Linked DNA regions of Homo sapiens: region 2 is linked to region 1. Evidence: read pairs that join two places in POLR2A ChIA-PET (ENCODE). Cell type or tissue: GM12878. All regions are shown on one strand. Each heading gives the region's core, and the rest is flanking DNA. Links, peaks and the distances in the headings are about the cores only.

The links. ChIA-PET counts read pairs that join two places held together with the same protein. Peaks named below come from ENCODE experiments on the same cell type or tissue, not always from the same donor. Only the 100,000 strongest peaks of a DNase experiment are listed, where the experiment ranks them.
Region 2: POLR2A ChIA-PET joins it to region 1 with 5 read pairs; 3 of 35 experiments call an interaction of 5 or more read pairs at or near these places.

Annotation. Positions count from the first base shown.
Region 1 is chrX:120,232,578-120,237,963 of GRCh38, forward strand. It overlaps the pseudogene NKAPP1. Among named protein-coding and RNA genes, the nearest start is that of ZBTB33, 16 kb to the right of the region's middle. In GM12878, for the core only: no CTCF peak of the experiment used is centred there; no DNase peak of the experiment used is centred there.
Region 2 is chrX:120,285,529-120,290,914 of GRCh38, forward strand. TMEM255A (transmembrane protein 255A) reads right to left here. Exons shown (of 9, transcript NM_001104544.3): 5 at 1,626-1,694. Among named protein-coding and RNA genes, the nearest start is that of TMEM255A, 23 kb to the right of the region's middle. In GM12878, for the core only: no CTCF peak of the experiment used is centred there; DNase peaks (open chromatin) are centred at 1,577 and 2,083; H3K27ac peaks cover 2,133 bases.

The DNA.
Region 1 (5,386 bases), core at 229-5,228:
AACTCCTCAAGGCCCAGGGACTATCATGAGAGAGGTGGATGTGTGAGATTATAAGGGCCGATTTTGACCATTAATGTCAAAGGCACACTGATGTAAGACCAGCATATGGGTCCCTGTGTTAGATTAACAAGGTTTTCTTGAAGCATTCACCCACTCCTTAATAAAAGGTTATAAAGGTTATAAAAAAGACTTAGGAAAATTATATCTTATAGTCAAGATGATTAAAATTTTATAGGTTTATAAAATTTTGAAAAACAAATTTAATTGGGCCTCATGCCATCTTTATTAGGACTTATTGTTTTGGAAATTAAGTCTCCTGTCTCAAAGAATAAAAGTTTTTAACTTTTTTAAAAAATCGAGTTATTACTTTGGCTAAATGAATGACTTATTTTACAATGACCTGTGATCCTATTTTGTGATATCATGTGTTTTAAACTCTTTATGTTTGACAAACTTTTCAAAATCAAATTTTAACTTCAGACCTCATTAATTTTTTGATATTAGTCTCCTGAAGTCCAAAAGAGACATCTTTGGCTTATTTGATATAATAAAACCATACAGAAGTATTGTTAAATATGAAAGTGTTTAACTTTCTTTGGATTTATATAAATGTGTTATTAGTATGTGTTCCAGAATTATATGAAATTCCTGTGATTCTGATGTGTCTTATAGCATGTTATCGGTGGTAATTGTGATTATTATGTTAAATTGTTGTATGCCATAGAAGTAACCAAATTTCCTTGTCAATTGTCTCTTTAACTATGACTGTTCTAAGATTTTTTCATCCACAGTTATTTTACTTTCATCTTTTTTTTTTTTTTTGAGAGGGAGTCTCACTCTGTTGCCCAGGCTGGAGTGCAGTGGCACGATCTCGGCTCACTGCAAGCTCCACCTCCCGGGTTCACGCCATTCTCCTGCCTCAGCCTCCTGAGTAGCTGGGACTACAGGCGCCCACCACCACGCCCGGCTAATTTTTTTTTTTTTTGTATTTTTAGTAGAGACAGGGTTTCACCATGTTAGCCAGGATGGTCTTGATTTCCTGACCTTGTGATCCACCTGCCTCGGCCTCCCAAAGTGCTGGGATTACAGACGTGAGCCACCGCGCCTGGCCACTTTCATCCTTTTCAAAAGGTGGTTTTATAATCAGCATAGGACTCTGACAGGTGCTCTTGAATGCACACTTTTGATAACTTTGGACATTGTGACACTAGAATAGAGGAAAAACCTCCAAGGCTCCCATGGAGAGCTGAAATGTTTATGATTATCAAGCAGAACAGGAGTTAACTACATAGACTGAACTAATAGAAGACTGAAATAATTATGACTTTTGCTCAAAATGTTGCTCATCCTTTGTTTTTCAGAGCCAAGAAAACTTTTCTTTTGAGCTATTTACAGCTTTTAACACTTAAGTATACTCCTATAAACAAAATTTAGTGCATATTTCTCTCTACCTGATCTCTCCAAAATTTGGAAACTAGTTGCATGTATACTTAACTTATAGCAACATAGTTAGTTGCATAAGTGCAATAAGAATCTGTTTTCTTTTGTAACAGGATACAAATGGAAAAAACTGGTTATTTTACCAAGGTATTGACAGGAATAACATACTTTCAGATATAGTCTCCTTTAAGAAATCAAAGTTGACTTACAGGGCCAAAAAAAGCCCCTTGTAAAAGCTATCCTCATACCTTATCTACACAGTCCCTGTACAGTCTCCTAACACGTGGTAAGTAAAGAATGCCACTTTCTGACAGGCCCAGGAGACCCAAGTTTTCTGGGGACCTTGAGGTGAGGAATTCACCCAATTAATACAAGTATTTGCAGGCACAGGCTGGGCTTAAGGCATTAAAGTTGAATCTGAGATTCCTTATAGAATAAAGTTCCAGCAAAGCCAATTTTAAAAAAAGAGAAGACTATATGGCAAATAATTATTTTTGCTGACTTTATGCAAATACTGCAGCCATAAGACTAAAACTTATTTTGCCAATGAATTTGTCCTATGATTTGTCTTTAGTGAAAACGGGACTGGAGAGAGAAAAAAATATGTTTCCAAATAAACTATAGCATACCTGTTAGATTCTAGTTTGCCTAGTGTTTTTCAATTTTTATTATTTTCTATAGTTTAGACTGAATTCTAATTTTTTCCTGGCTACAAGTCTCCAAAATAATGTTTTCAAATTGTCCTTCTTTCCTTTCCCTTCTTCCCCATTTTTCCTCATTTAAAATCACTAAAAATTAAGCTGTGCTTTCTTCAAGCCCTGCAAACTGAAGCTAGACAACTTCAGAAGAAAATAACAGCAACCTATTTACATACATCAACCACTTTCATAACTGCCTACTCATGCATGGACTTCAGAGTAATATGGCCTATATAGATTTTCCAGGATTGTTCTTGTTTGTTGTTGCCTTTCTCCCTTCCTCCCCGTTTTCTCTTCATAGGACATGAAACTTCACAACCTGCTAAACATGAGCTTTCCTAATAACATGGGACCTAATCATGTAGGAATAAAGCATCCTAGCCATGAGAGATCAGACAAACCTAAGACCAAAGGACTCATTTTCTTCTAAAATGCTTTCTCTGAAGGATTTTTAAAAGGGGGGAAATGTAAAAAAAAAAAAAAAAAAAAAATCTCGCGACCCCAAAATCACTAAGCCAAAGGGAAAAGTCAAGCTGGGAAAAGTCAAGCTGGGCAGGACAAACCTGCCTCCTGTTCTATTCCTAAATAAGATAACTACAAAGATTTTTTACAAAGCTATATACCTCCCTCACAATTTGCTCACAAGGAAATTCCTTGTGAACAGACAGAATTTAAAGTCATCCCTCTCCTCACGTGAGACAAATGCCTATCTGATTGCTTTCTTTGCCCTATTGTTTGACTAAGCCAGACTAAGGGATAAGTGAATATTCCTGTAAATCGTGTATTCAGTGAAAGACTAATCAGAAACTCAAAAGAATGCAACCATTTGTCTCTACCTATGACCTGGAGGCCCCCTCCCCACTTCGAGTTGTCCCGCCTTTTCGGACCAAACCAATGTGTATCTTACATATATTGATCGGTCTCATGTCTCCCTAAAAGGTATAAAACCAAGCTGTGCCCCAACCACCTTGGGCACATGTCGTGAGGACCTCCTGAGGCTGCGTCACAGGTGCATACTTAACCTTGGCAAGATAAATTTTCTAAATTGATTGAGACCTGTCTCAGATACTTTTTGGTTTACAAAACAAAGCCAGAGGCCTAGTCCAGAGCTTGGCAAATAGTCCACGCTCACTAAGGGTGAGCTGAAGGGAAGGCTTGCAGTGTTAACTTTCCTAAGATATTTTAGTAATAACATAATAGTCTCTCCCACTGTGGTTTAAAATTTCAATAGCACATAGATTTGCATGTTATATTTTTCTATTAAGATATGAACTATTAAATATACTGAACCAATTCTCCTTCTCCCCCTGAAGGTTTGGTTTAAGATTAGGAAGATCAAGTAGAGAAGATATCAGAAGGCTTTAGATTTTAGATATATGTCACCCATTGCCATCGATCTGTCATCATAATCTTGGATGGGCTCTATAATGCCATCCTTGTTCTGGAGCCCAGTTGGAGTTGGGTTCTTGTAGTGCCACTGCAGCCTAGAATATCCAGGCTTCCCATGCTGTCCTTGCCTCCTCTGTCTATGCCTTGCTTTGCCCTGACTTTGTTTGGCCTGGTATAGGCCCCTGTCATCAGCATTCATTTGTAGTCTCCATTTTCTTAGGTCTGTTTTTTACAAATTTTTCCAAAATGTTTTTCTGCCAGATTCAAATTCTGCATGGCACATCCTCAAGTGCAGTTCACCAAATGTCTGTTAAATGAACTAAATAAACAAAAAAGTCAGTGCACCATTTTTTATAAGGCACATTTTTTATTTAAAAAAAGTTGTGAATTCCTTGTAAACATTGGTTCCCAGGACCCCTGCAGATACCAAAATCCATGCATACTCAAGCCCCACACTTGAACCTGCAGAATCCAAGTATACAAAAAGTTGGCCTTACCTATCTGCAGGTTTTGCATCCCACGAATACTGTATTTTTGATCTGCATTTGGTTGCAGGTGTGAAACCTGTGGATATGGGGGGCCAATTCTATTTATTGAAAAAAAATCCACATATAAGTGGACATATGCAGCTCTAACCTGTGTTGTTCAAGGGTCAACTGTATATCTGTTTTGTGTGCCAAATAAGGTATGGATAAGAATTTCAAAGGAAAAGTCATTTAAACAGAATTACAAGGAAGCCTCATTTTATGAGCTGACATTCCTCAATCACCAATACGCCCTGTACGGCTCACATACATACATATGCAAAATGGGGGTGGGGAAAGTCCCTAGTAAAAGAACAGTGTGTTTCAAGACAGGGCCCATCTCCATTTATGCTGAAGAGCTTAGACACAACCCTGTAGTCTAAAGGAATCTTCCGAAGAAGCTACTCATAGGGCTTTATGGGAAGGTGGCAGCCAAACATCTATCTAGTATATTGCAAATTCTGTTCACTATCCTCCCTTTCTGTGGAGGACATAGGGAAATAGGAATCATTCTGGCCCAAAGTTCCTCTGCATCAAATGAAACACAAGAGGAGACTCTACCAAAGCCAGAATGAGGCAGTTCTCCCTTTGCTCACCCATCCCCAGCCCAGAAGGCATATTGTTGCATATTCCCCAGCTCAGAAGCTGACAATCATGCATTCAAATGTATTTTGTCTCATTCAACCTCCTTGAAAGGACCCTGGTTCCTGATGATAAAAACACAAAAAGGGAACCTTTTGTTTAGTGCTGCTAGAAGCAAGAGGGAGGAGGTAGTTCCCTGATTAATATTCTAGATTAATTGATCATCAAAAAGAAGCAGTCAGACCTTGGCTTTCTTTATGCTGTCTTCCTCATGTGAAACTGCTAGGCTAGAAAACAACAAAAATTTAAAAATGGAGTGTGATGAGAGTTGAGGAGTTATTGTTAATTTTTTTAGGCATGATAATGGTATTGTAGTTATGTTTTTAGAAAAAGAACGTGTATCTGATATGGTTTGGCTCTGTCCCCACCCAAATCTCATCTTGTATTATAATCCCCACATGTGGAGGGAGGGGTCTGGTGGGAGGTAATTGGATGGATGGGTTTCCCCCATGCTGTTGTCATGATACTGAGTGAGTTTTCATGAGAACTGGTTATCTGTAAAGTGTCTGGTGCTTCCCCCTTCTCACTCTCTCTTCTGCTCCCATGTCAGATGTGCCTTGCTTCCCCTTTGGCTTCCGCCATGATTGTAAATTTCCTGAGGCCTCCCAAGCCATACAGAACTATGAATCAATACCTCTTTTCTTTATAAATTACTCAGTCTCAAGTATGTCTTTATGGTGTGTGAAAACAGAC
Region 2 (5,386 bases), core at 1-5,000, 53 kb after region 1:
TATGAGGGCAGGCAAAATCAGGGTACAGGAGGAAAGAAGATAAGGTGGGAAGGAAGACAGAGGAGCCGGCGCATGCACTCTGAAGTACAATAGTACCTCTCTAGCTGCCTGGGTAAGGTTCCTCATAACCCTCGTGGAAGGAGAATTTTTGGTTGAGGAACTTATGACCTTATGTAGGAAAAATAGGGTTAGGGGGACCAGGGTTACAAGTGAACCTATGGAAGTCATTATTAATATTTTTACAGTCACCAAATTAACGCAAGAAAGCTATCACAACAAAATCTAGAGAACAGCAATGACATTTTACACATTTTGAGTTAGCAAAAAGGTTTTAAAAACGGAAAAGAATTTCATTTACCATCTCTTGTTAGCAAGAAATTGTCCAGCTCTCTCCCCCATCCAGATGCAATGAAGTGCTGCTAAATTTGTCTTGCTTTGTTATAGAGAATATTCATAGCAAATGGGCATTTTTTTCTATATTGGGTCCTTCATCCAAATGCTTACTGCCTTTCAGATAAGCTGTTATCATATATGCATTTCTATTCCTCCTATCTAACCTGAGAACAGTGAGAGAAATAGTAAATTTATGGTTGTTAAAAGAAAAAGGAGTCAAGTGGATGGCAGAGACATAATCAAAGTATTTGCCATGGTGCCTTTGGAGCAGGACTGCTTTGCCTTACTCCAAGGGCACCCATTCACATTGTATTTTATGTAAAATGGCTTCCCCTGAAGCTGTGCAATGCAGTGGCCATTTTACATCCAATTGCCTTCCTTTTCTCTTCCCAACTGAAAGTTTACCATTTTTCTAACTATTTGGGAATGATTGACTTTCAATGTGAGGTTAATAGAGTACAAAATTGTCAAGATTCCTGGAAGCCTAGGTACAGTTTCATATGGAGAAATCCCTGGGTTGGGAAGGGATTATTGTATACTGAAATGAAAGCTCTCCAAAAATGACCTGGAGTCATACTTTGCCTCACTACGCATTGCATCTAGCTCTGCTTGAGGCAACATGGAACATAAGGAGAGCTGTTTGGGGCAGAAGAGAGACTCATCTGTGCATGCTCAAGCATTATTAGGCTGGCCTCTTGGAGGTGTTATGAGAGGGGCCAGGCTGACAGTCCCAGCCTCCCCAGAGCATAAAGGTGGATCTGGCTTCTCAGTTACCCTCATTTGGCTTCCAGACCCATCCTATGTGTGGAACTCAGGCTCTGCCTCCGTAGTTCAGGCCTAGTGCCCTGGTGGGGCTTCCACTTTTATTCCAACTGAGCACTGAGTTCAGGCAACTGAACCATCATCCACAGAGATGGGGGAGGGTCATGTCCTGTGGCCTCTGTACTCTCATTTGTCCCCCTGAGGATCAAAGCCACATATGGGGAGGCTCCCGGCTGGGGTCAGAGGGTCAGCCTGTGGCCACAGAACAAAGTAAAACTGATTAGGCCTCATGAGGCTCCAACCTATGACCATGGCCTCATTAGCAATGTGCTCTGACCCACTGAACAAATCAGCTATACATACCTAGAAATAAAACTTAGGCCCATGAAAAGGAGTAAAAGAAAGGGTGTTTCAGGCAGAACAGGGGACTTTCCCAGGAGGTAAAGACATGCAGCCTCATTCTGGCTCACCTCCTCAGCTTCCTTCTGTGATGTCTTGGGAACATAATGGCACCGGTTAGCGTAGAGTGGTTTCAGATCCTGAAAAGGGAAACACCAAAACAAAGGGGTTTTGACTTTGGAAAATAAAACAGCAAGTGTTGTACTTGGTAATAAAAGGTTTGAATACACACACACACACACACACACACACACAGAAGCAGGCAGGCAGTAGATTGGGTTAATTTCTGAAAGTCACCTGTCTAGGGAGACTGAGTGAAGATTAGACAAAAATACTTTAAAAATTACTTTCTATTAGACTACTTGGTTAATGAGAAATTATGAAACTGATTGAGAAATGGGCTTCTTGAAATTTCCTCTCTGGTTTTCTTTTACTTCTGGCCTTTGTCTTCTTGTAAACAGTCCTCAGGGAACAAGATGCAAAACTCCAGGTTATTATGAAATGACACTTTCAAGCAGAGAGAGCTCAAGTCCAACAATGAGGTTTCATTATCACCTGGGGACAGGACTATGGTTGGCTGACTTGTACCTCTTGCTGTCATTTCCGCATCATTTTCAGAAGGAAGAGCTCAGGAAGCAAGCCTCAGGAGGAGGGGCAGCTCCTGAGGCTGCTGTAGATTTTAACTCAATTGAACTGTGAGCCATTTTCACCCAACTGCATAGATTAGATAAAATCAGTGAACTCCAAAAACACTGTTCAAGTCTCAGAAAACTAACATGGGGCTCAAGGACAGTCGATTTACTCTGCTGGCTTGGCCAGCTTCCTGATGAGAGAGAGCTCTCATGCATGGGGGTTGGGGTAGAACCAATAGACACAAGCCAGGGCTGCCTGGAAGCTTGCAGGCAGGAGCTGCTGTTCACTTTCCGGACTGATGCTAAACCTCCCCTGAGTGGTAGGGGGCTTCTTCCAAAGGCACCTTAGGACAGGACAAACAACTTATGCAAATTGACCTTGGGGTTTGGCAGAAGTACCCAGGCAGAGGGAATTTATGTATTGTCTCCTTCCCTTCTGCCCCCACTTCTTTCACCATTTACGATCATCTCAGTGGCTGCTTTTCCCCACACATGTGATTTAGCGTCTTTTGTACTTGGCACTCAAATGCCTCCTGCCTTTTAGCCGGCCTCCCCATTAAGGTTCTAGGACTTTCCATCAGCTAGCTACTTCTACATGAAACTCCTGCCTGCTCAATGTTCTGAAAGTACCTTGCCCTGTTAGCTTAGCTTGGAGTCTAGCTGGAAAGGAATGAGGGTGTTCATGCTCACACCTGGAAGGGCTTATTGTCCATGTTTGGTGTTTGGGTAGTGGCAGAATAATTATCATAATTATCCTGCTGAAGAGGAGGCTTAATGTGCTGGTCACAGCCCTTCTCACCTCCTGGTTTTGCAAAAAGCATTCAGGCACCAAGTGCCCTACATGAAGACAGACGTGTGATAGTTGCCCATTTGCTGCCTCTGGCTGATACTCTTCATTGAGGCCCAGAAGAGTAACAAGAACAAGGCAATTGGGAGGCAAGAAAAGGTCACTCAGCCAGGGCTTGGCAACCTCTGTAATCTGAAGGGCTACCAACTATGGCATGAAGGGGTAGAAAAGGAAATTGTTTTATGTTGAGTGTCTGCTCTATGCCAGGCCCTCTTAGGGCATATCCATTCCCATTATTTAATTTCACGTTCATGCTAACCCTGAAAGGTAGGTTACTACTATATCCATTTAGAAGAAAAGAAAACTATGGTACAAGAAGGTAAAGTGATTTTCCAAGCTAGTTAATGGCTATACTAGGGAGAGGGGAAAGGAAAGAAATATGAGACAAAAGAGAAATGGCACAAGACACATAGAGAAGGGTGAGTGAGAAGGTGGTAGGTCTTGAGAGGAAGTTCAGATTCACCCAAGTCAAAGGAACAGGGAAAGATGATGTTAAAGGGCCTCAACAATAGGACAGCTGGCTCTCACCCATCCAAGCTGTGCTAGGGTCCAAATGTGCCTTTCATTTAAGTTGGCCAACAGATACCATCATAGATTAATAAAGCCTCCTTCCTCAAAGCTCTCTGGGTGTCAATGAGGACTAGCCAATGTCTTAGGGCAGGTATAGTATAAGCAGAAAGATTTTCTTAAATATTCATCCAGTCGTACCCCCAAATACTTGAGTCAAATGCTGTACTGCAGGTCACCAGCAGCAGGAGGTACAGAGGGCCTGGACTCAGAGGCAAGTAGTGGTCATTAGAGGAAACTTCCAGTAAATATAATTTGAATTTTTGCCCATTGCCTTTGACTGGAGCCAATGATCAAAAACATTGGAATGTCAGGAAAATGCAAATCAAAACCATAATGAGATACTGCTTCATACCCACTAGGATGGCTGGAATCAAAAAGTCAGATAATAATGAGAGTTGATGAGTATGTAGCAAAATCAAACCCATCAAACACTCTGGTGGGAATGTAAAATAGTGCAGCCACTTTGGAAAATACTCTGGCAGTTCCTCAAACAAATAAACATACTTACTATATGATCCAGCAGTTATACTCTTAGGTAGAAAGAAAATGAAAATGAAAATGAAAACATATATCCATGCATAAATTTGTACATAAATGTTTACAGTAGAATTATTCATAATAACCAAAAAGTGGAAACAACTCAAATGTACACCAACTAGTGAACGGACAAAGAAAATGTGGTATACCCATACAACGGAATGTTATTAGTCCATAAAACGGAATGAAGTACTTGATACAACATGAACGAATCTTGAAAACATTATACTAACTGAAAGAAACCAATCACAAGAGAATATATATATTATATTATTCTATTAATATGAAATGTCTAGAATAGGGATACCTTACACAAAGAAAGTATATTAGTGGTTGCTTGGGTCTGGGGAGAATGTGGGAATGTGGAGGTGAAAGCTAAAGGGTATGGGATTTCTTTTCAAGATGATGAAAATCTAAAATTGACTGTGGTGATGGTTGCACATAAATAACTGATACATACTAAATATATTAAAAATCATTGAATTATACACATTAAATGGGTGAATTGTATGGGATGTGAATTATATCTCAATAAAGCTATTAAACAACATTAGGAATGAGGGGAAGAGGGGAAAAAAGGAAGCCATTTTAGCTCATGCTGCCATCAAAATCTACTGCAGGCTTCTTAGCCACTAGGCCTATGTTGCCATGGAGACTGCCTCAGAGTGAATACTGTTTGTCAAATGGGGATAATAATGCCTGCCCTATATATATCACAGGATTACTGTGGGTTTCAAATGAGGTAATAGATGTGAAGTCACATTGAAAAGCTAAATGCACTACACAAAACAAGGAATTATTGTTATTAAGATGGCTTCTGTTGAATACAAAATAGTATGCATACTATGATTGACTGCAACTATGCTACAAAAATAGGTATATACTCAGCAGCTAATATGCAAAAACAATAAAAATTGTCAAGTTAGGGTGGTAGAATTATGGATGTTTAAAGTTACTGATGTGTCATTTGCTTTATAAGAAGAAAAAGATGATGAAAAAGATGGCTGATCTCAGCTAAAATCAGAAGGGATGGATCTGGTAGAGGGGCCTACATTTATATTCCTGGTCCTGAAAGAAAATCAGGCAAAGGGCCTTTCTCTGGCATTCCTTGTTTTTCTCCTTGCCCAGGAATTGTTTCTTCAGATGCCATTTCATAGACTATTTGGGTGACGGCATTGACCATAAGTCATGTGGCTTCTTGGTGCTCTCTCTCTACCCCGTTGCCCCCAATACTAGTTCTAAGCAA